Linked DNA regions of Homo sapiens: all the other regions are linked to region 2. A link is a contact called in ENCODE Hi-C or POLR2A ChIA-PET data. All regions are on one chromosome and are shown on one strand. The core of a region is the stretch at or near the end of the contact, and the rest is flanking DNA. Distances in the headings are between cores, read along the strand shown.

Evidence for each region. A loop is a pair of places that touch in the nucleus more often than their neighbours do. ChIA-PET counts read pairs that join two places held with the same protein, here RNA polymerase II (POLR2A). Pooled maps may share reads with other maps.
Region 1: a loop to region 2 is called in a pooled map, with 5 times the contacts of the local background. The contact joins the promoter of KRTAP16-1 here to the enhancer-like site in region 2. A Hi-C loop is called at or near these places in 5 of 50 pooled maps. POLR2A ChIA-PET finds 5 or more read pairs at or near these places in 5 of 52 experiments (CD4-positive, alpha-beta T cell, PC-9, WTC11 and 2 more).
Region 3: a loop to region 2 is called in a map of Panc1, with 3 times the contacts of the local background. The contact joins the promoter of KRT33B here to the enhancer-like site in region 2. A Hi-C loop is called at or near these places in 1 of 168 maps with a recorded cell type or tissue (Panc1). POLR2A ChIA-PET finds 5 or more read pairs at or near these places in 2 of 52 experiments (A549 and H1).
Region 4: a loop to region 2 is called in a pooled map, with 4 times the contacts of the local background. The contact joins the promoter of CNP here to the enhancer-like site in region 2. A Hi-C loop is called at or near these places in 2 of 50 pooled maps. POLR2A ChIA-PET finds 5 or more read pairs at or near these places in 2 of 52 experiments (activated CD4-positive, alpha-beta T cell and activated CD4-positive, alpha-beta memory T cell).
Region 5: a map with no recorded cell type shows a loop between it and region 2 (2.4-fold over the local background). The contact joins the promoter of KRT33A here to the enhancer-like site in region 2. A Hi-C loop is called at or near these places in 4 of 168 maps with a recorded cell type or tissue (CD8-positive, alpha-beta T cell, IMR-90 and naive thymus-derived CD4-positive, alpha-beta T cell), 18 of 37 single-sample maps with no recorded cell type and 13 of 50 pooled maps. POLR2A ChIA-PET finds 5 or more read pairs at or near these places in 1 of 52 experiments (activated CD4-positive, alpha-beta T cell).
Region 6: a pooled map shows a loop between it and region 2 (3-fold over the local background). The contact joins the promoter of DHX58 here to the enhancer-like site in region 2. A Hi-C loop is called at or near these places in 1 of 50 pooled maps. POLR2A ChIA-PET finds 5 or more read pairs at or near these places in 5 of 52 experiments (A549, GM12878, MCF 10A and 2 more).

What each region holds. Positions count from the first base shown.
Region 1 is chr17:41,307,302-41,310,572 of GRCh38, forward strand. It overlaps KRTAP16-1 (keratin associated protein 16-1), which reads right to left and starts at 2,008. Exons shown (of 1, transcript NM_001146182.2): 1 at 399-2,008. The coding sequence starts at 1,952. The coding sequence ends at 399.
Region 2 is chr17:41,664,433-41,668,166 of GRCh38, forward strand. No RefSeq gene overlaps it. Among named protein-coding and RNA genes, the nearest start is that of EIF1, 23 kb to the right of the region's middle. RefSeq lists enhancers at 761-1,280, 1,281-1,798, 1,319-1,408, 1,829-1,958, 2,829-3,058 and a silencer at 1,529-1,768. Within about 2 kb of position 1,604, at least 39 of the 41 ENCODE cell types and tissues checked have a DNase peak (open chromatin) inside an H3K27ac peak, as active enhancers do; they include CD4-positive, alpha-beta T cell, CD8-positive, alpha-beta T cell, GM12878 and 3 more, where a contact is called at or near this core.
Region 3 is chr17:41,368,255-41,371,443 of GRCh38, forward strand. KRT33B (keratin 33B) reads right to left here and starts at 1,559. Exons shown (of 7, transcript NM_002279.5): 1 at 1,149-1,559. The coding sequence starts at 1,496.
Region 4 is chr17:41,965,453-41,968,692 of GRCh38, forward strand. CNP (2'',3''-cyclic nucleotide 3'' phosphodiesterase) reads left to right here and starts at 1,343. Exons shown (of 4, transcript NM_033133.5): 1 at 1,343-1,435; 2 at 2,616-3,240. The coding sequence starts at 1,433. ODAD4 (outer dynein arm docking complex subunit 4) reads left to right here. Exons shown (of 12, transcript NM_031421.5): 12 at 1-1,051. The coding sequence ends at 31. RefSeq lists enhancers at 616-715, 1,817-2,374, 2,375-2,932, 2,933-3,240 and silencers at 1,086-1,525, 1,656-1,845.
Region 5 is chr17:41,349,139-41,352,514 of GRCh38, forward strand. It overlaps KRT33A (keratin 33A), which reads right to left and starts at 1,690. Exons shown (of 7, transcript NM_004138.4): 1 at 1,282-1,690; 2 at 208-290. The coding sequence starts at 1,629. It overlaps LOC105371778 (a long non-coding RNA gene), which reads left to right and starts at 2,359. Exons shown (of 2, transcript XR_001753056.1): 1 at 2,359-2,465; 2 at 3,284-3,376.
Region 6 is chr17:42,111,342-42,114,540 of GRCh38, forward strand. It overlaps DHX58 (DExH-box helicase 58), which reads right to left and starts at 1,373. Exons shown (of 14, transcript NM_024119.3): 1 at 1,264-1,373; 2 at 772-864; 3 at 384-552; 4 at 1-156. The coding sequence starts at 551. KAT2A (lysine acetyltransferase 2A) reads right to left here. Exons shown (of 18, transcript NM_021078.3): 14 at 3,149-3,199; 15 at 3,017-3,053; 16 at 2,878-2,941; 17 at 2,659-2,743; 18 at 1,770-2,501. The coding sequence ends at 2,308. RefSeq lists enhancers at 881-980, 1,221-1,740.

The DNA.
Region 1 (3,271 bases), core at 758-3,257, 360 kb before region 2:
CAGCTTAGCCACCTTTATTGGACAGTTACATATTTTACCTGATTGGAGAAGTCCCTAAGGAACACAAGCATGCATAGCAAGGGAGCACATACATGATGACAGAAAAAACTACATGCAGGAAAGAGACCCGAGATGATGTGGCAAAGCAGCTCTTCTCAGCTTAATCGTAGCAGAAGACAAGAACCTGGAATGTCTCCCTCTCACTGTCCAGAAGGCCTTCATTTAAGTGATCAGGATACTGACATTTCTGATGAGTTCTTTGAGGGGTAAGCCGATTGTGAGTAACAATGCAGAAAGAAAGAGCTCCTAGCTAAGTCATAATGAGCTTTGGGGAGGACAGTGCAGTTTTGTCTCTAGCTGGTGGCTTGACTTGCAAGAATTGGGGGGCTGAAGCCAATTTAGCAGTTGGCAGGCTTGCTGGCAGCAGGCTGAGCTGCTGCGGCCTCACGGGTGGTTGGGCTGATGGGTTTGGCTTCAGTGGGCTGGCAGGGAGCCTCTTCTGAGACATCCACCTTGCAGGGGGTTGTGTCAACACAATCCAGTTGGCTGGAAGTGGATTTTTTGCAATCCCGTTTGCAAGAGTCAGACTCAGTGCAAGATGGGCGGAAGTAGACTGGGCGGCAAGAGTAGGAAGTGACACAGGCTGGGCGGCGCAGGATGGAGTAGCATGGGCGATAGCAGGCAGGACGGTAGGAGATGGATGTCATGTATGGCTGCCTATAGGTGAGGAGTCCAGAGCAGATTGGGCGGCAGATCGGACGGGAGACCGGGCGGTAGGAAATCGTAGCACTGCAAGGCCGTTTGCTGGAACTGGGTATGTAGAAAGTCCTAGGACAAGTTGGTCGGCAGATGGCAGATGCAGAAGACCCTGGACTGCAGGAAAGAGGTCGGCAGGAGGTAGATGGGCAGGAAACTGGCTCAGGGCAGACAGAAGGACAGCGCTTGACTACATAGCAAGTAGGTTGGCATGGACTGGACACACAGACAGCTGGTGAGCAGGGGCTGGGCTCAGAGCAGATGGGTTGGCAGATACTGGAGACACAACAAGAAGGCTCTTGGCAAGTGCTGGGGACAGAAGGTGGCTCGCACGAGCTCTGAACACAGCAGACAGGGCGGAGGCAAACTGGCTCACAGACCAGAGCCACACACGTAGCTGGCTGGCAGATGCTAGACTCTGAGCAACTTGGCTCACAAGGGCTGGGGTCACAGCAGACAGCCTGGCAGCTACTGGTCACAGAGCAGGTAGGTGTCGGGCACACCGGCTGACAGCAGGAAGGCTCACAGACCACAGGTTGGCAGGAACTAGGCAGGGTGCAGACAGCTGAACAGCAGCTGGGCTCACAGACAACTGGCTGGCAGCAGCTGGATTTGCAGAGGACAGGCTGGCAGGAAGTGGGCACACAGAGGACTGGTTGGCAGGAAGTGGCTTCAGAGCCTACAGGCTGGCAGCAGCTGCTCACGGAGCAAGAAGGCTCACAAATAGCAGGCTCACAGCACACAGGTTGAGCACAGCTGCTCACGGAACAAGAAGGCTCACAAACGGTGGCCTCAAAGCACACAGGTTGGCAGCAGTTGCTCACTGAGCAAGAAGGCTCACAGATGGTGGCCTCGAAGCACACAGGTTGGTAGCAGTTGCTCACAGAGCAAGAAGGCTCACAGGTGGTGGCCTCACAGCACACGGGTTGGCAGCCGCTGCTCACGGAGCAAGAAGGCTCACAAATGACAGGATCACAGCACAGGGGTTGGGCACAGCTACTCACAGGACAGGAGGGCTGACGGCACTGTGGCCCACAGCTGGATGATCCACAGCTGTCTTGACAAGTCACCAGCTGCCATGTCTGGCTCTGGCAGGAACTGGGCAGGCAGATGGGGCCTCCACAGCTCACCTCAGTGGAGCAGAGAGAGGTGGCTGGCACGGAGAAGCATTTCCTAGAAGAGCAACTGCCAGACATGGTGGAGGTGGCCGTGCTTCCTTGTGCTGAGTGCTGAGAGGTTGCTGCCTCACTGTGACAGCTCCCTGAGGCCCTCACTTTTATACCCCCTCACTGGCGTGTTCTGTTTGGGACTCCTGCATCTTTTCCTCATTGTTGTTTGGGCCAGTTTGCAGAGGAACATCTTATTATACCACCGTTTGTTGATCTGGAAGCTGTTTATCTACCCGTAAAGAAGGTGTTTATTTATTGATGTGCTAAATTTGGAATCCTCAGAGCTACAGGTAGTCTTGGAAGAAGCATCCTCACCTCCAAACTGGATAATCTATATTTCTGAGCATTGTGAACAGGGAAAGAAGAATGAAACTTATGATTTATCCACCTTCTAGTCTTCCATACAGGGCCCTGGGTTGGATTCAGAGGATGCCACAGGAATAAGACCTATTCACCCATTCTCTTGGATCTCGCCTTCTAGTGGGCAGATAAGCATGCAGACAAACTCACTGCAATACAATAATAAGTTCAACAATAGACATACAGAGATTAATTGAGAGGAGAGGTGATGAACTCAGTTGGGAAAAGAACAACTGGGCTGGATTTTAAATGACTGCACCTTACAGCAATGATCTTGCTTAAAACCACCAGCAATCTCATGAGGCAGAGATTTTTCTCCACCATTAGAAATGAATAAATGGTCCAGGAACCATGGCTCACGCCTGTAATCCCAGCACTTTGGGAGGCTGAGGCAGGCAGATCACCTGAAGTCAGAAGTTCGAGACCAGATTGGCCAACATGGCAAAAACCCATCTCCACTAAAAATATAAAAAATAGCCAGGCATGGTGGCACACACCTGTAATCCCAAATGCTTGGGAGGCTAAGGCAGGAGAATCACTTGAACCTGGGAGGTGGAGGTTGCAGTGAGCCAAGATCAAGCCACTGCACTCCTGCCTGGGTGACAGAGGAAGACTCTGTCAAAAAAAGAAAAAGAAAAAAAAGGAAGGAAGGAAGGAAAGAAGGAAGGAAGGAATGAAGGAAGGAAAGAAGGAAAGAAGGAAGGAAGGAAGAAAGAAGGAAATAAAGAAAGAAAAGAAAGAAAGAAGAAAGAAAAGAAGAAAGAAAGAAAGAAAGAAAGAAAGAAAGAAAGAAAGAAAGAAAGGAAAGAAAGAAAGAAAGAAGGAAAGAAAGAAAGAAAGAAAGAAAGAAAGAAAGAAAGAAAAGAAAGAAAGAAAGAGAAAGAAATGAAGAAATGGGGGCAGAGGGTCAGAAAGTTTCAGTCACTTGCTAAAGATCACACACAGTCTGTCCCTGATCTAAGGCGGCTGTCCCTCCTTCTCACCAA
Region 2 (3,734 bases), core at 354-2,853:
ACTCAGTGGTGATAACAGAGGTGGTGACAATGACATGGTTTATCCCCAGCTGACCTTTTCCAGAAAAGATCCTATCAGTCAGTGTTCTGCATTTTAAAATGTGCCACCAGGATGGGGCACGGCAGCTTGAGCCTGTAATCCTGGCACTTTGGGAGACTGAGGCTGTAGGATCGCTAGAGCCTAGGAGTTTGAGACCAGCCTGGGCAACATAGGGAGACCGCCCCCACCGCCCACCTTTACAAAAAAATTAAAAATTAGCCGGTCATGGTGGCATGCATCTGTAGGCTCAGCTACTCAGGAGGCTGATGCAGGAGGATCACTTGAGCCCAGGAGGTCAAGGCTGCAGTGAACCATGACTGAGCCACTGCAATCCAGCCAGGGCAACAGAGCAAGATGCTATCTCAAAAAAAAAAAAAAAAGTGCTATTAAGAGCTGAACTCTGTTCTGGGGGGAGTAGCCTTTCCTTCCCTTCTCTGAGCCTCAGTTTCCCTATATATAAAAGAAAGGAATCAGATAAGATGGCCTGAAAGGCTGCCACCAGTTCTAATGCTCTCAGGTCCTGCTCTCTGACCTACCCAGGACACATGGAACCATCATCACCTCCTTGATCCAGGCACTCTACTCCTCATAATGGAACCAAGATGGTCTTCACTTTATTTTTTTTTTCCCATTGTCCCTGTCCTTACTGCCCTCTGTGTTATGCCAACCTCCTCTGAGTTAACTGAGGCTCAGAGGCTCAAGCAGTCTTTGCCACCCTCTCCCCACTGTCCCCCCCACCCCTCACTCTCCCACCAGACTGTCTGCTCCATCCCCGTCCCAACTGCTCCCACCTGGACTCCCTGCTGCCCTTGGTTCCTACCCCACCCCTCTGTCCACTCCCCCACTCACATACCTGGCCCTCCTTCCCCCATGCAGCCCATCTACCTTCACAGGGAGGCAGCAAGACACCCCCGCCGGCCTAGGAGGGTCGAGATCCTAGGACTCTACTTTTTCCAGTCCTGGTATTTGCCTACACGCCCCAGCCTCCCACCCCCAGCGCCCCCCCCAACACACACACACCCACACACACACACACGCACGCACGCACGCAATTATAACCCCCTTAGGGACAGCCGTTGTGTCTGCTGTAGTTTAGCCTTGGATTCATCATGGCTTCGACATCGCCGGCCCTGGGCCAGTGTTCGAGAGCATGGCCCCAAACAGTTCTTGCTCTGTTCAGCTCCCCACATTGCCAAGCTGCGAGCGGGCTCTCTGTGCTTCCTGCCTTCTGTCTGCCTCGCCTGTTCTCTCCAGGTAGGCGGCTCCTCCTCCAAGCTCCCCCAGCCCTGGGCTGACCTCTGTCACCTGGATGGTGGGTGCGGGTTCTCCGGGCATGCACCTCGTTCCCCTCTTTACTCCCAGCAGTGGCTGAAACTTGTGGGTGCTTGATCGTGCTAGTTAAATGAATGAACATGTGGTGGTTACAGGCAAACCCACAATGCCACACAGGACACCGACCAACAACTGAAAACGGTGACAGCTGCCCTTACCCGCAGCTCCCCAGCGTAGCCCTCCCCCATCGCAGCCAGACCGGCTTGCCCACTGCGCAGCAAGGCGGAGCCCCGCACAGCTAAGCCCGGGCGTGGTGCTCGCGGCGCCCTCTGCTGGCCGGGCCCACGGCCTCCTCCTGCGCACGCGCGCCGCCACCCCGGGACCAGACCTAAAGGGAGAAGGCGCGATCTGGGGCCCTCCCTCCGCACCCCCTCGCCCCGAGAAGCCCCAAACCCAGGTCTTTGACCCTCATGAACATCCTTTGTCCTTCCTCTCTCCTGCTCCCCCTGCAAACATTTTAGGCATCCCTAAATGATCACCAGCCCTCGCCTGCTCTCTTAGCAGGCCTCCAGGTGGGGTTAGAATTGTCAAATGCTGGCACAGGACGAAACCCTAATAATAATAACTATGATGATGACGGCAGCTGCTGCTGAGCGGGCACTTTGTGGTTACCTTAGCAACCTTCCACCATCCAGGAAGTGCAGCCCCTTCTTTCACAGGCGGCAGCTGCAGCCAGAGGCGTGCGGGGACTTCCCAAGGTCACACAGCAAGAATCCTAAGAAACCCGGGGTGTTTCCTCTGCCTACGTGGAGCTAACCCTGCCTCCAGAAGCAGGGGCCTTGAGATGGGAGCAGAGCGATCTGGTGCCCCGGAAACCCCACCCCCACCCCCACCTTGCCCCATGCGCAGCGAACGTGGCTACATTTCCTATCGTTTGTCCAACCCATCATTTTGCCTTTGGGAAAATTGCAGGGGAGGTGGAGGCCAGAGGACAGGGAGACAAACGTTCGTGGGCATCTGCCACGAGCACATTTGCCACGCTTTGTGACAGGCCCTTTCCCGTTACACACCACACCTGCCCAGGACCGCAGCACAGAACCAGGACCCAAACCCGCCGACTCCCTCCCTAGTGCTCCTTCCTCACCCCCCACCCCCTCCCCCCTCCGCAAGTTCTCTCTTGGAAAAGGGGCCGCTGGGAAGGGGAGGAAACGCACTCACTACAGGACTCCAGGTGGGGTCCAGAGGCTCTGCCCCTGGTGCCTCTTCCCCAGCCCTAAAGCCCCCAGCCCTAGAGAGGGGACCCTCCTGCACAACATCTCCAGGGGACCGGGTACTCCACTAGGGTCGAGAAACGTTGAATAGTGCGGTGGGTGCGGGAGGCGCGCCTAGGTGCCGAAACCCGGTCTGTGCTGCCATCCTGTGGCCATTGCAGGAAGTGTGCCTGTCAGGCCGCTCTGCATTGAACCTGAAATGCCGGGTCACCCTTGGGTTGAGTGAAACCGGGCCCCATGCTGAGGCTACAAGGGACATAGAAAGGGACAAGACGCAGCCCGTGCCCTGAAAGAGCTTACAGTTCGGTAGGATGGCCTTCAAATGACATGATCCAACACTCAACTCGGCGCCAGATACCGCCCAAAATAGAAGATCGTGCAAAAGGTTCCAAAAGGTGGAGGCAGCCTGCCCCGAAGCACATCGAGAAAGCCCTCCTGCAGCAAAGCCGTGTCGAGACTGGGCCTTACAGGGCAGGCGGGGCTGGGGCAAACAGAGATGAAGGAAGGCGCTCCAGGCGGAGAGACCAGCCTGAGCAAAGGCACAGGGGCAGGAAACACGGATTCTCAGGAATCCAGCTTGTCCCAAGTCTAGGTCAACTGTGAAGGGGAGAGCAGCATGGCCAGGTCCTCCAGTGCCCAGGTAGGAGGTTTCACTTAACCCTTTAGGCCACGCGGCCAACAAAGGTCTTTGAGCAAGCCAGCAGCTTGACCAGAAGTCTGTCCAGGAAAAGAGCATGATAGCTGGGGAACGGGGGCAAATGGGTGAGGTTTCAGAGCAATTAGGAAGGAAGGAGAACAGGAGGAGGCATGAGCGACGCGGATGGTGGTGCCACTGGCAGAGCTGGGAAGTCAGGGGCCACGCAGGGGAGACCAGGGCTGGGGTTTAAGTTCCTGGCAGAACATCCCAGTGAAGACGTCCTTCAGGAAGCCAGAAAGAATACATTAATAAAAGAGGAAGTAATAGTTATTGCTCATATGTGTACAGACTTTATAGTAAATAAAGCAGCTTAATCCATCATGCATTTGACTCATATTTTATTTATTTATCTTTTTTTTTTCTTTTTGAGATGGATAAACCCCACCCCCTTGCCCACCCTCGTGGTCTGGCCCCTGTGCACTGCTCCGGCCCCTCCCCTTCCCAGTGTCTTATGA
Region 3 (3,189 bases), core at 309-2,808, 300 kb before region 2:
GGGTGACCAACCATCCCAGTTAACTTAGGACTGAGGGGTTTCTGGGATGCTAAAATGGGAAAAATCCCAGGCAAGCCAGAACAACTTGGTTATCCAACACATTCCACCTGCTAACTTCTCTCCACTCTCCCCTCATATTGCCCTTGTTCATGCCTTTGCAAAAAGCTTCTTGCTGTACCCAGAATGCCCTCACCCACTAGCAAGACCCCTTGTGTAACCCACATACTTAATCAATAACACTTCTTATGACCTTTGTGTGATCATTTTGTTTCCACATCTATCTCCCCTGTTAGACTGTGAGCTCCTGAAGGAAGGAGACTGTCTTACTCAGTACATTATCCCCCACCCCAGCACTGTGCCTAACACTCTCCAACTCTGGGTAAATAAATGAATGATATTCAAATAGCACAACCCCTTTCTGGCATCTAATTTTCCAGATCTACAGAACAGTGGGCAGTCAATTCCCTCCCAGAATCAAGGGCTTGTACAATTGGATATAAACTCCCACTCATCCTTCAAACCCCACTCAGACATTGCCTCTTCTGGGATCCCTCCCAAACCTACACCAGGTATTCAGTCCCAATTCTCTGTGGACTCTTTACTTATATCTACTTCTCTTCCAGAACAGATGGCCCCATATTGTCATCTGTACACATGGCTGCTCTAGAGGATGGTCCATGTGTCTGTAGATATTGCTGGAGTCAACAGCTCTCTTGTGTTGCCATAAATGCTATATTTTGCTACAGCTTTGAAAGGCTTTAAATATTTGAAGATTTACTTAGGAAATTCTTAGCATAGAAAATAATTCAGGTGCATACTTTTTGAAAATGCGGTAATGCTCTGAAAACAAAACCAGGGTATCATAATCAAACCAAAAAATCAGATATTCTGGTTTGGAGTAAGACGCCATATAAGATTGCTATGACTGATTTTGGTCTAATGCTTCACTCTAACACCAGCCTGCATCCTTCCTTTGTGGCTCTACAACAGATTTTCTAAGACTACTTGATGTCATACCTAAGCCAGTGAATCTATGTCTTTATCATTCTCAGCATTACTGTGAACAGACTTAGATCCATTCACAGTTTAGTATGTCAAATATAGATAAGTAGTTCATTAAGCTGGCAGTGTGGTGCCCACCTCCTCACCTTCTGCTGGAGCTCCTCAATGGTCTTGAAGTAGGACTGGTAGCTGGGGCACAGCAAGGGCTCCTGCTGCTGAGACCGCTCCCGGATGAGGTTCTCCAGCTCCGCGTTGTCCCGCTCCAGCTGACGCACCTTCTCCAGGTAGCTGGCCAGGCGGTCGTTCAGGAACTGCATAGTCTCCTTCTCGCTGCCATTGAAGGAGCCCTCGCAGAACCAGTTGCAGTTGCTCACATTGGCAGGGATGTTGCAGGCCCCGGGCAGGGTGTAGCCGTGGCAGCTGGGGGGCACACAGGGCCGGGAGGAGCAGCTGGTGCGGCAGCTCAGGCTGGGCAGGCAGAAGTTGTAGGGCATGGTGCAGGGAGGCAGTGGAGCTCTGGAAGTCAGTTTCAAAACCTGATTCCTTTTCCCTGGGATAAGCCTTGGTCCTTTCCAGGGCTTTATATTCTGTTAGCAGTGGGTGTGGCAACCATGTCAAGTATTCCTCCTTTTTACCTCCTTTGCTGATTTTTCCATTTGTTATTTAGCCACTTCACCTGAGTCCTATACCTCATTAAATGTTTTACTCTGGCTTCTTGCTAAGTCAGGACTCCTCACAAAACATGCTGATTGGTTAAGTAAGAGCTTCATGGTTTGGCTTCAAAGTGACCAACCTTGCCTGTAGCAGTGCTTATCCATGGGACATTGAGCTAGAGTGACAGCTGGGCCCTGTCCCCAGAGTAGGGGGCACATATGTGCCTCTTTCTCCTAAATGAGGAAAGGCTTGTGTCTCATCCAGTTCATATTCAATTAAGACTCTGTGAGAAAAGCCATGTAAGGAAACCCGTCTAGAAACTAGACTATGTGATAGGGAATCCTGGAAGCTGAAATGAGAAAGGACTTACAAGGCCATTGGTTCAAGGCCCATTTGCAGTTCCATCCAGGCAGATGGAGGCAACTCTACCCTCTTCCTATGGGGCTGCAGGAAGCCACCCACCTCCGTTTCTACTAGTATTCAGTGTTCACAGAACATTAAGAAACCTAAATTTTGGGAGCACCTACTCTGCATGAAGCACTGTGCTCCATGCCTGTGCACAGCGTGACTCTGTCATTGGTGATGGGTCCTGCTTGCTGAGCCTCCACTGTGCACCAGGCACAGTGCCAGGCACCTCATATGCACCAGCTCCTTCAGTCCTCTCAAAATGCTGCAAGGGTTTGTAGATAAGGACCCTAAGCCTCTGAGAGGTCTCCCAAGGTCACAGAGCTCCTACATGATGGAGCCAGGGTTCAAATACAGATCTCTCTAATTCCAATGTCCACACTCTGTCATATTACATGTCTCTCTCTTCCAATCTTTTCAGTACTGAGATGCAATAATGCAAAAAATACAGATTGAGCTCCATTGAGCTCAATCAGTGCTGACAATATCCTAAATTAGAATGGGCCAAAAAATAACAAGCCTGTTTTTTACTTATTAAAGAACCAAAAGTCACTTCTATGCTGAAGGAAGGAAGTTTACTAAGTGAAAATGCCTCATACCCACTAGAAGCTTGAAAAAAAAAAAAAAAGGAAACCCTTGGTTGATCTGAGGGAGAAATACCCAAGCCTAGCTCTCCAAAGGATATGACCCTGAAAATCCACCACTATGTCATGTGCATGAAGTGGCATTTTATGACCATTGGCACATTTTGGCAAGCAGATGCTCTACTCTCATGCATTCCAGATGGAACTATGAAATATGAGGATTTTATGTTTAATCTATCAGTGCTCAAATTCTGAAAGATACTCCTCCAAGTTGTTCCTTTTGGAAGCTACATATTAAGTCTTGCCATACAAGAATTCTTTTCCTACAGGTGACCTGCCATTCCTCAGATCACCCTTCCTTCAAACTTGCCTTCACAGCTTGGGACACATTCTTTTGGTTATCCTCATTGAAGGCCAATCTTCATCTTCTATGGGTGTGTTTATTTTTGGAACCAGCCAGAAGTCATTTGAAACCACACCTAGTGCATAGGGTGAATAACCAAGCTGCATAGCATCTTTAATGGGTCAGAAACAGGTTGTGACT
Region 4 (3,240 bases), core at 93-2,592, 300 kb after region 2:
AGGAAATGAGATGGAAAAGGAATATGAATGAAGCCATCGGTAGAGATGAGGATCAGGAAGCTGGTGTTCAGAGGGATCATGGGATTTTATTAAACTGGATTTTCAAGCGATTTGTCTGTTATAGGAAAAATGAGGGTTTTACTTCTGCTGCTTTCCATCACTATTTTGCCATTAAATAGGTGTCTTTCACTCTTGCAAACCCTGAGTCTGTCACTTTGCCTCTTCACCCCTGCCCATTCTTGGAAGAGCATCGTGGAAGAAATGAGAAAGGTGCCAAGAAGAAAGGGTTTCAGGAGGGTGAAGATACGGGCGCTACAGGGAACAAGAAGTCACAGGGAGGAGAGGGGAAGGCCTGGGAGGAGAGGTGCTTCCCACACACCGGTGACTGACTGAGTCCCTCCAGTGCGCAGGACAGCGGGGAGGCTTTATGGATGGAACAGTGGTGGGGCGGCCCCAGCTGTCACAGGTAGGAGAATGCCGCAAGCCAGAACCAAGCGAATGCTGGGAGTGAGGCCAAAGATAGGGGAGTGGCCTGGGAGTCGGGAGGGCAGACAGACTCCGCCTCTGACACCTCTGGGTGGCATAATCAGGTAAATCAGGCTCTCCAAGCTGGCTTCTCCTCTGAACAATGGGATACCTGCCTCAGGGGTTGCTGCGAGGACTGAGTGCTTAGCACAGCACTTGGACAGGAAACTCAAAAATCCAACGGAGCTCTCAGTGGTTTCACAGAGGAGGTGGCAGCTGAGGATCTGGCCTCAGAGGATGTTAGGATTTCACTCCGTTACTCATCTGTCCCTTTGGCCATTGCCATCCTGGTCTGTCTCCACAGCTCCTAGAAGGAAAGGTCGGGGCTGAGACTGACTTTCGGCTGGCACAGGGCCTGGACGAATGAGGCCAGTGAGGCATTTCAGATGCAGAGTTTACCGGAATGCCAGCAAATTGCATGATAATATTTTAATCCAATGTGGTAAAAAAAAAAGTTTTTAATTAATGCAAAAGTCCATGATGAATAAAATATCAAAAATTAAAGACAGGATCCGACTTTGCACGACCCTGCCTCACTCACTTCCTGCTAATCCACGGGACCGGGGAGGGTGACTGAGTTACCCCTCAACACGCAGAAAAAGCTAGTGGCCGCTCAGCTCGCAGGCGCAGTGGGTGGGTGCGCGTGGGGAGCAGGCGCGCGCAGGGGGCGGGACCGGGCCGAGGTTCCCGCGCGCGGCGAGAGTTTCGGGTTTTGGTTCGCAGCGCCTGCGCGCAGAGGAGACGGCCCGCCCCCAGCCCGCCCGGGTGCCCGCTCCGCCCCCCGGGCTATGTAAAGCGGCCGGGCTCGGGTCGTGCCACCGCTGGACTCCCGTGTCCCTCCGCGCAGGCGGGCGGCCCCGGAGCGCTGGTGCCGGCAGAGGCGGCGACGGTGGCGCCCCTCCTCATCATGGTGAGAGGCCGGGCGGGGCCGGGCACGGGGTAGCACCAGGGCGGGAAACGAGTGTCGGGGCCCCTCGGGAGGAAGCGTCTTGCAAACGAGGACCCGGGGCTCCGGGTTCGACTTCCAGTTTTCTTGGTACTCAGGGCGGCCCTGAGGTCTGGGAGAAGCGGAGGGGTTTTGGGGTGCCGGAGAGGCCGCTGTAAAGGGAAACGGTGGTGTTTCTCAGGAGGGAACTCGGGACCGCAGAAGCTGCTGCGCCTCTGGGAGCCTGGGTGGGCCTGGGCCGGGAGCCCGGGAGCTGCTCCCGACCCCACGCAGGCCCGCGCTGGGGCAGCCGCTTCGGCGCCCCCTCCCCGGGCCCAGTCTCATCACGCGGAACCGCTGCCCCGCGCCCGGGTGCGGGCGGGAGGTGGAGCCAGTTCAGAGGAGGGGACCCTTTACGGTAAAAGCTGCCGTCCCTTGTGGCTTCTAGAAGATAGGAAAACAAGTGGCTCCGAGAGGCGCTTCTGACACACAGCACAGCGGCGGGTAGAGCTGGATCCTAATTGCAGGTGCCCTGTGCTGCCCTGTTCTGGACAGGCACAAAGACCACGACTTTGTGGGGGCCGGGAGAGGGTAGAGGAGGAGGTGGCAGGCTTGGTGAAAGAGGGCCTTTGTCCAGTGCTCTCCTGCCCTGCCCCCCACCAGCCCTTCTGTGGGACCATTGTACCCGCATGCCAGACAAGAGAGTATTATCTGTTGCGGCCATTGTTGGGGGAAGGGAGGCAGTCTTGGGGTAACCCTTCTCCACTCCCCCCCTTCTCTGTGCACTCAGCCGTGGCAGCTGTGGCTTGGCCCAGACACAGAGACCCCCACCTCCAAAGAGGACGTCCTTAGTAGGTGCCAAGCATATAAGAGTGAGGCCAGTCCCAGAACCGCAGGCTCCTGGCGCGCCCCGCATGCCTCCAGCACGTTTACCTTTCCGAAGTGGCAGGAATGGGGAAAGCGCACGCTTAGGAGAGCTTCAGACAAGCTTCCCTCTTCCTCCTCCACGACCAGAAGCGGAAAGGTGCTCCCGGACCGAAAGGGAAAGAAGGTCCAGCACTGCCCCGCTTGGGAAGGCACCCACAACCAGTCTAGGGACTAGGGGTAAGGCCGGCGGGGAGCCCGCGAATGACCTGGGCTGACATCTCTTCCCCTCCTTACACAGAACAGAGGCTTCTCCCGAAAAAGCCACACATTCCTGCCCAAGATCTTCTTCCGCAAGATGTCATCCTCAGGGGCCAAGGACAAGCCTGAGCTGCAGTTTCCCTTCCTTCAGGATGAGGACACAGTGGCCACGCTGCTAGAGTGCAAGACGCTCTTCATCTTGCGCGGCCTGCCAGGAAGCGGCAAGTCCACGCTGGCACGGGTCATCGTGGACAAGTACCGTGATGGCACCAAGATGGTGTCGGCTGACGCTTACAAGATCACCCCCGGCGCTCGAGGAGCCTTCTCCGAGGAGTACAAGCGGCTCGATGAGGACCTGGCTGCCTACTGCCGCCGCCGGGACATCAGAATTCTTGTGCTTGATGACACCAACCACGAACGGGAACGGCTGGAGCAGCTCTTTGAAATGGCCGACCAGTACCAGTACCAGGTGGTGCTGGTGGAGCCCAAGACGGCGTGGCGGCTGGACTGTGCCCAGCTCAAGGAGAAGAACCAGTGGCAGCTGTCGGCTGATGACCTGAAGAAGCTGAAGCCTGGGCTGGAGAAGGACTTCCTGCCGCTCTACTTCGGCTGGTTCCTGACCAAGAAGAGCTCTGAGACCCTCCGCAAAGCCGGCCAGGTCTTCC
Region 5 (3,376 bases), core at 440-2,939, 320 kb before region 2:
CACAGAGGAGAAGAAGGAGGAAAGGAAGTCTAAGGCCTGGGGAAAGGATCTCTGAGCTACGGTGTGTGGTGGCTCTGTGAATCTTGGAGAAAGCAGCTAGAACATAGCTCAGTCACTGTTTGTTTAACTTGTGTTGACAACAGGCTAAAGGAAAGGAGGGCTGCCAGAGAAGAGAAATAAACAGCAACACCCCGCTTGCCCACTCACTTGGTCCTGAAGTCATCTGAGGCCAGCTTGGCATTGTCGATCTGCACCACAAGCCTGGCATTCTCAGACTTGCTGCACAGGATCTAGAAGGCCCAAAACATTCAAGAATGAGCAAGGACTTGGTAATTTTTCACCAATGGCAGTCCTTCCTAATTCACTTCCTTGGAAGGATCAGGATGTCTATCTTATTAAATGCTTTCTATATACAGCAGGTACTCAATGAATATTTCCAAAATTATATTCAAAAAAAGAACACCAAAATATGCAAAAAGTATAAGTAGATAATCTTTTTTCTATCCTAATGAGCAATACTGAGAAGCTGATCATAATAGTTGACATTTATGAAAAACACCTACTATGTTTCTGGCATGATACTAGGAGCTGAGGATACAAAAATTGGTAAGCACTTGATCCTGCCCTCAAGAAACTTTCAATCAAGCAGAAAAGACAAATAGGTAAACTAGCAATTGCAGGGGACTGGATCAGGGAAGAAGCCACATGTTCCCAGATGTCCCAGACAACTGGGACTACTTTGTCCTAGGTAATTTCCAATCTTCCCAATTTGGGCCAAACATTTTAGGCTCTCACTGGACACTGTGCACCAGGAGAAGCCCAGAGGCATGAAGGTGAGGACAATGAAATCAGGATAAGTAGGAACCTAGAAGAGAGAGGCAGCCAGCAGTCCAAGGGGCAAAAAGCTCAGATGAGGGAGAAAGAAAATGGCCCAGTCTTTACAAAAGATTCCGTTTCCCCAGCTTCCTTTGGACTCAGTCCTTTTCTCTCACCTCAGGGTAATAATTCTGGAGCTTGGCAGGTGCATGGAAGCATTCAGAGGTAGTTTTTAATTACAGCTCATTTATGCAAAGTGCTGCTACCTCCACATAGACTAACACTATGCAAATATTTAGACCTAACAGTCCCAAGTCTAGTATTAGATGGGCCCTCAAAAAACAAAATGGAAAGGCCAGTTTTCAGCTTTTCATTCACATCAAGAGCTTACGTTGTTTCTCAATCACAACTCGGATTCTCTCCCGACAACTTCCTACTGGAGGCACTGTGTCGCCCACTCCTCACCTTCTGCTGGAGCTCCTCAATGGTCTTGAAGTAGGACTGGTAGCTGGCACACACCAAGGGCTCCTGCTGCTGTGACCGCTCCCGGATGAGGTTCTCCAGCTCCGCGTTGTCCCGCTCCAGCTGACGCACCTTCTCCAGGTAGCTGGCCAGGCGGTCGTTCAGGAACTGCATGGTCTCCTTCTCACTGCCATTGAAGGAGCCCTCACAGAACCAGTTGCAGTTGCTCACATTGGCGGGGATGTTGCAGGCCCCGGGCAGGGTGCAGCCGTGGCAGCTGGGGGGCACACAGGGCCGGGAGGAGCAGCTGGTGCGGCAGCTCAGGCTGGGCAGGCCACAACTGTAAGACATGGTGCAGGGAGGGAGTGTCCAGCTGAAGACAGAGTCCAAAATCTCCAGGTTGTAGAGCGGTGGGTCTCCTTCCTCCAGGGAGCATTTATACCTCGTCCATGGAGGGTGTGGACACGTAAGACAACCCCTTTTTTTTTTTTTTTTTTTTGCTCATTTGGTGATTGTCAAAAGCCCTTCCCTCCATTTGTTGTGTTTCTTCAGAAGAGTCTCTCCCCTCATAAAATACTTTACTTGGGCTTCTCGCTAAGTCGGGACTCCTCTTCCATGCTGTGTGTCATGATGTAAGAGCTTCATGGTGTGACTTCAAAGACCTGGACTCATGAAAGCCCTGGCCTTCTTCAGTGGGGTGCAGCAGGTCAAGAGACAGTATTGCTGTTCTGCTTTGTGGCTTGAGGCCCCTAACTCTTTGGCAAGCTCTGGCTCTCCTTGGTGAAATGGAAAAGCATAGCTCTTGCCCTGTGTCTTTTGCTAGGTCACATTTCCAAGTGCCAAATTCCAAATTCATGGTTCTCAGAAAGAGGAATAGATCCTTTCTGGGACAGTTCCTGATGGCCATGTTTCCTGATATGATGGGCTTTTTTCATGTCCATGATGACGTCAATCAACCAAATAATAGATATCCACTATGACAATTTCATCCAGGGCGATGTAATAGACACTGGGAGGGGTGGAAAATAGGACTCAATGCTATGGTCAGAAGAAGTTCTTACTTGTTAAGAAACTGCACAAGCCCAAGGTAGTGTGGACACTTTTCACAAACTAGATCCTTTTTACAAACATGATCCTCAAACATGCAGAACTTAGATGTCCATTATTCCTCACCAGAACTCTTAAAGGTAAACTGTATAATTCCCATTTTATAGATGAGAACACCAAGGCATAGAGGGTGAGGATAATAAGTTGTGGACCTAGGATTCCAAAGCAGATCACTTTTCTTTTCATCACAACACTTGGCTTAAATATAAATGGCTTACTTCCTTCCCTTCTTCAGACAGGCCGTCCCTTTCTCCTCTCCAAGCTCTCTTTTTACCTTGAGCATGACACTGTCATGACTTATGTGCTTGTCTCTCTGTCTCTATTTGAGGTCCCTGAAGGCAAGGGCAGGGTCTAGTTTGTCTTTGAATCCCCAGCTCTAGGCACCTGGTAGGCACTGTTGAATGGGTGTGGGTAGAGTGATGAAGGGATGAACAGGAAATAATAATCTGAGGCAGAAGTTGACAAGTGATAACTGAGTGGTTTACACACTGGGGAGGGCGAGCAGCTCCAGGATTGGAGGCTCTTAGGAATGGATGAATGGATTTGTGCTGGGATAGGGAGGCTTCTAAGAAGCAGAGGGGAGAAAAGTAGGAAGTGCAGGTGAGGAGAATAATGTGCACACAGGAATGGGGTGGGAAAGCCCAAGGCATGGTTGAAGGACCAGGGTAAGTCTAGGCAGCAGGAAGGGGAGAGTTGTGAAGGGAAGTGCTAGAAATTAAAGCTTTATGGGGGATTGTATGGGGACCCTATGGTAGGGGGTCTCGATGGTGAAGTGGAGCAGCTTGGACTTCCCCAGAAGCTGTAGAGCCAGTATAAGCTTTTGAACCTAAGTGTGGTGTGACAAAAGGTGTTTTAGGAAATGTTTTAGCAAATATTTATCTGTTTTTGAAAAATGAAGGAAAGATTGGAGGCAAAGAGTTCAGCAAAGAGACTATTGCAACAGTCCATGCAAGACTAGAATTTATGGCAGGGATGATGATACAGATAAGGT
Region 6 (3,199 bases), core at 123-2,622, 450 kb after region 2:
CTGCAGAAGCTCTGCTGTGCAGATGAGCAGGTCATGGCACCGGGCCAGGTGGCCAAAGCCAGCACGTGGTCCCATGTCCCCACTCAGGGTTGTCACGGTCCAGCGTCCATCCAGCATGCGCCTGAACTCTTCACCATGCTGGGTCACCAGGTGCACCTGGGGGTGGAGAATGAGCTGGGAAAAGAGAGCTGAATCTGGGGCCAGGGGTAGGGAGGCGGTAAGGTGACCCGCAGGACATGGCTGGGTACTGAGCCAGGGTGGAAAGACAGGTGAGCTTAGCGATGGCCACAGCAGCTTTGGAGTTCTGGTGGGGACTGGGAGATGCCTGAAGAGCTAAGACCCTGCTTGGTGGTGGGAGAGCGGGGTAGGGACAGACCACTCACCCTGTTGACCAATACAACCACCTTGGCTCCATCCACAGTCTCTAGGTGCCGCTTGGCCACATAAGCAGCCGCCCGGGTCTTCCCGGCACCCGTGGGCAGCCAGATGATGATATTCTTGCCCTCCAGGGCAGGCATGATCACCTCCCATTGGTAGGACCGAAGCTCCATTCTGGGAATGGCAGGGGACTCAGACCCACCGACTCCTCCACCCCTCCCAACTCCTGGCCAGACCAGTCAGTACAGAGACCTCCCTTTGCCCAGGACTCCACCCCACTTGAGGGAGGTGGGGCAGGACTCCCTCAGAACCCATCAGGACCCTGCTCTGCCCAAAAGGGGGAGGCGGGAGTAACACAGGCTACACCTGCCCCCTGCCCAGCCCAGGACTCACCTGCTCTAGTAGGTAGGTCTGCCCAGGGCAGTCCCACTTAACTCAGCCTGGTGCCACTCTGCTCAGCTCAGAGACCCAAGATGGAAACTGAAACTGAGGGAAGGAGCCAGCTGAGCCGACTTAGGAATCTCCCATCCCCGCCCCAGGAAAAAGAACCAAGAGAAAAGAACCGTTTGTGCTAACAGTCATCGCCAACTGCCGTGAGTACAAACTCCGGTTAAGTACTGCTGCTGCGCCAGCGCCCTGGCAGGCATGATCACCTCCCATTGGTAGGGCCACAGCTCCATTCTGGGAATGGCAGGGGACTCAGACCCACTGGGCCCTCCACTCATCCCAACTCCTGGCCAGAGCAGTCGGTACAGAGACCTCCCTTTGCCCAGGACTCCACCCCACTTGAGGGAGGTGGGGGGGGGGACACCCTCAAAACTCATCAGAAGCCTGCTGTGGCCAAAAGGTGGGGGTGGGGGGGGGTGGGAGTAACACAGGCTACACCTGCGCCTTGCCCAGCCTGGGTCTCGCCTGCACCACCACGTAGGCCTGCCCAAGGCGGCCCTGCTTAGCTCAGCCTGGTGCCGCTGTGCTCAGCGCAGAGAGCAGAAATCAGAAATGGAAACTGAAACTGAGGGGAGGAGCCAGCTGAGCCGACTTACGAATCTCCTATCCCTGCCCCAAGAAAAAGAACCACGTGTGCTAACAGGGAAGCACTCTTTCAGTGCTACAGGATCCTCTACGCTCTGGCCCTTCTGCAGTCAGTTGTAACCACATCCACCCAGGTTAAGGTGAAGGCAGGAGGTTCTGACCCCTGCTGCCCTGGCATCTGGATCAGGAGCAGCCTGGAGGAGGGAGAGGTGGGGGGCTGCAGGCAGGTAGGACCCATCACCCCAGGAGCACAGGACCAGGCCTGAGGCTTGCTGGGGAGAGCAGCCTCCAGTTTGCAAGAGGTCCCTGGGGGCCAAGGTGAGCCTGCTAAGGCTGGGACTACACCAAAGAAACAATCACACAGAGAAATAAAAAGCTTTATTATTCCCTCTAAGGGATTAATGCCAGGGAATGAATGGTCCCCATACCCCCCACCCCTGGGGGAGACTGACAGAACAGTGCTGGACAAGGCATGGCCCCCTTCAGTTTGGGCTGAACTTCCAACCCCTGAAGCCATCACTCAAGCTAAAATGAGCAGTTCTGGTCCTCAGGGAAACAGCCACCTGGGCCAGGCCCAGGAATCCAAGCCTCCAAAGCTCTTGGGGACCAGGCCTGGGGGCCACCACGGCTGGGCAAGGTTCATCCCTGGCCACCAGCTACTCTAGAGGGGCTGGGCCCCAACCCAGGAGACCTCTCACACACAGTGAAGGCTGGGACAGAGCTGCACGCTTGGGGGTGCCTGAAGGTCCAGAAAGAGCTGCAGGATCGGGTCCGGAGGACCCTTGGCTGGAGTGTCTCAAGCTGAGTCGGGTCCGTGGGGCCAGGGCACCCCCTAAGGATCAGATCAGAATCCGAGGTGGAGACATTCCAGGTCAGGGCTGCGGCCCAAAGATGGGCCTACTTGTCAATGAGGCCTCCCTCCTTGAGCTTGAAGTAGAAGAACTTCTCCAGGGCGCTGGCACAGCGGCAGTACTCGCTGTCCGGGGGGTTGTACTCGCGACAGTTGGCGATGACCCGCTGCAGGTCGGCCACAAAGAGCTTCCGGGTCACGTAGTAGCGGCTTCGCAGCCGCTCAGTCATGGTCTTCAGGTCTGGGGCAGCAGGAGACGGAGCACAGCTTTAAGAGGCTGAAGACCACGGCAGGGCTGTCCACCAGGGTGGGCCCCCTGGGGCTGCAGGGCGCAGTGAGGGCAGGAGCAGGTGTGGGGACAGAAGAGGAGGGAAGGGGATGGAATGGAAGGTCCTCACCAATGGGGAAGCGGATGACCTCGTAGTAGTCAGGGGCCTCCGACTTCTTCACAGGCTCCATGAAGGGCCAGGCACTGGGGTGAGACTGGAGAGAAGAGCCGGGCTGGGGACAGCCCTGCTGCGCCCACGCCAGCCCGAGACCACTACCCACCCCACACTGCATCAAGAGGCCACAGCCATTGGTGCAGGGGCCCTGGAAAGGAAACCTGGTCTCCCCACCTTGATTTGGGCCAGCAGGTTTTTGAGGGTTGTGTAGAGCTGGTCGGGGTCCTTCAGCTCCTTCCTGGGGCGAGAGACACCAAGTCTGAGGCTCCAAGTCCCTCTGCCCCACCCCCAACCCGGCTCCTTTGACACTCACCCCTTCTCCTTCCCCAATGGCTTCCAGCCTGTCTCTCCTGCAAAGTGGGAAGTGGGAGAATGTCTCTAAGAATGCCAGTCCACACCCCAAGCATCGTGCCCCCACTACCCTGCAACTGAGACCCCTGCTTACGAATGCCAGGAACGCTCTCCACAGGGATCTGCCTCACGCCCTCCTTGAAGC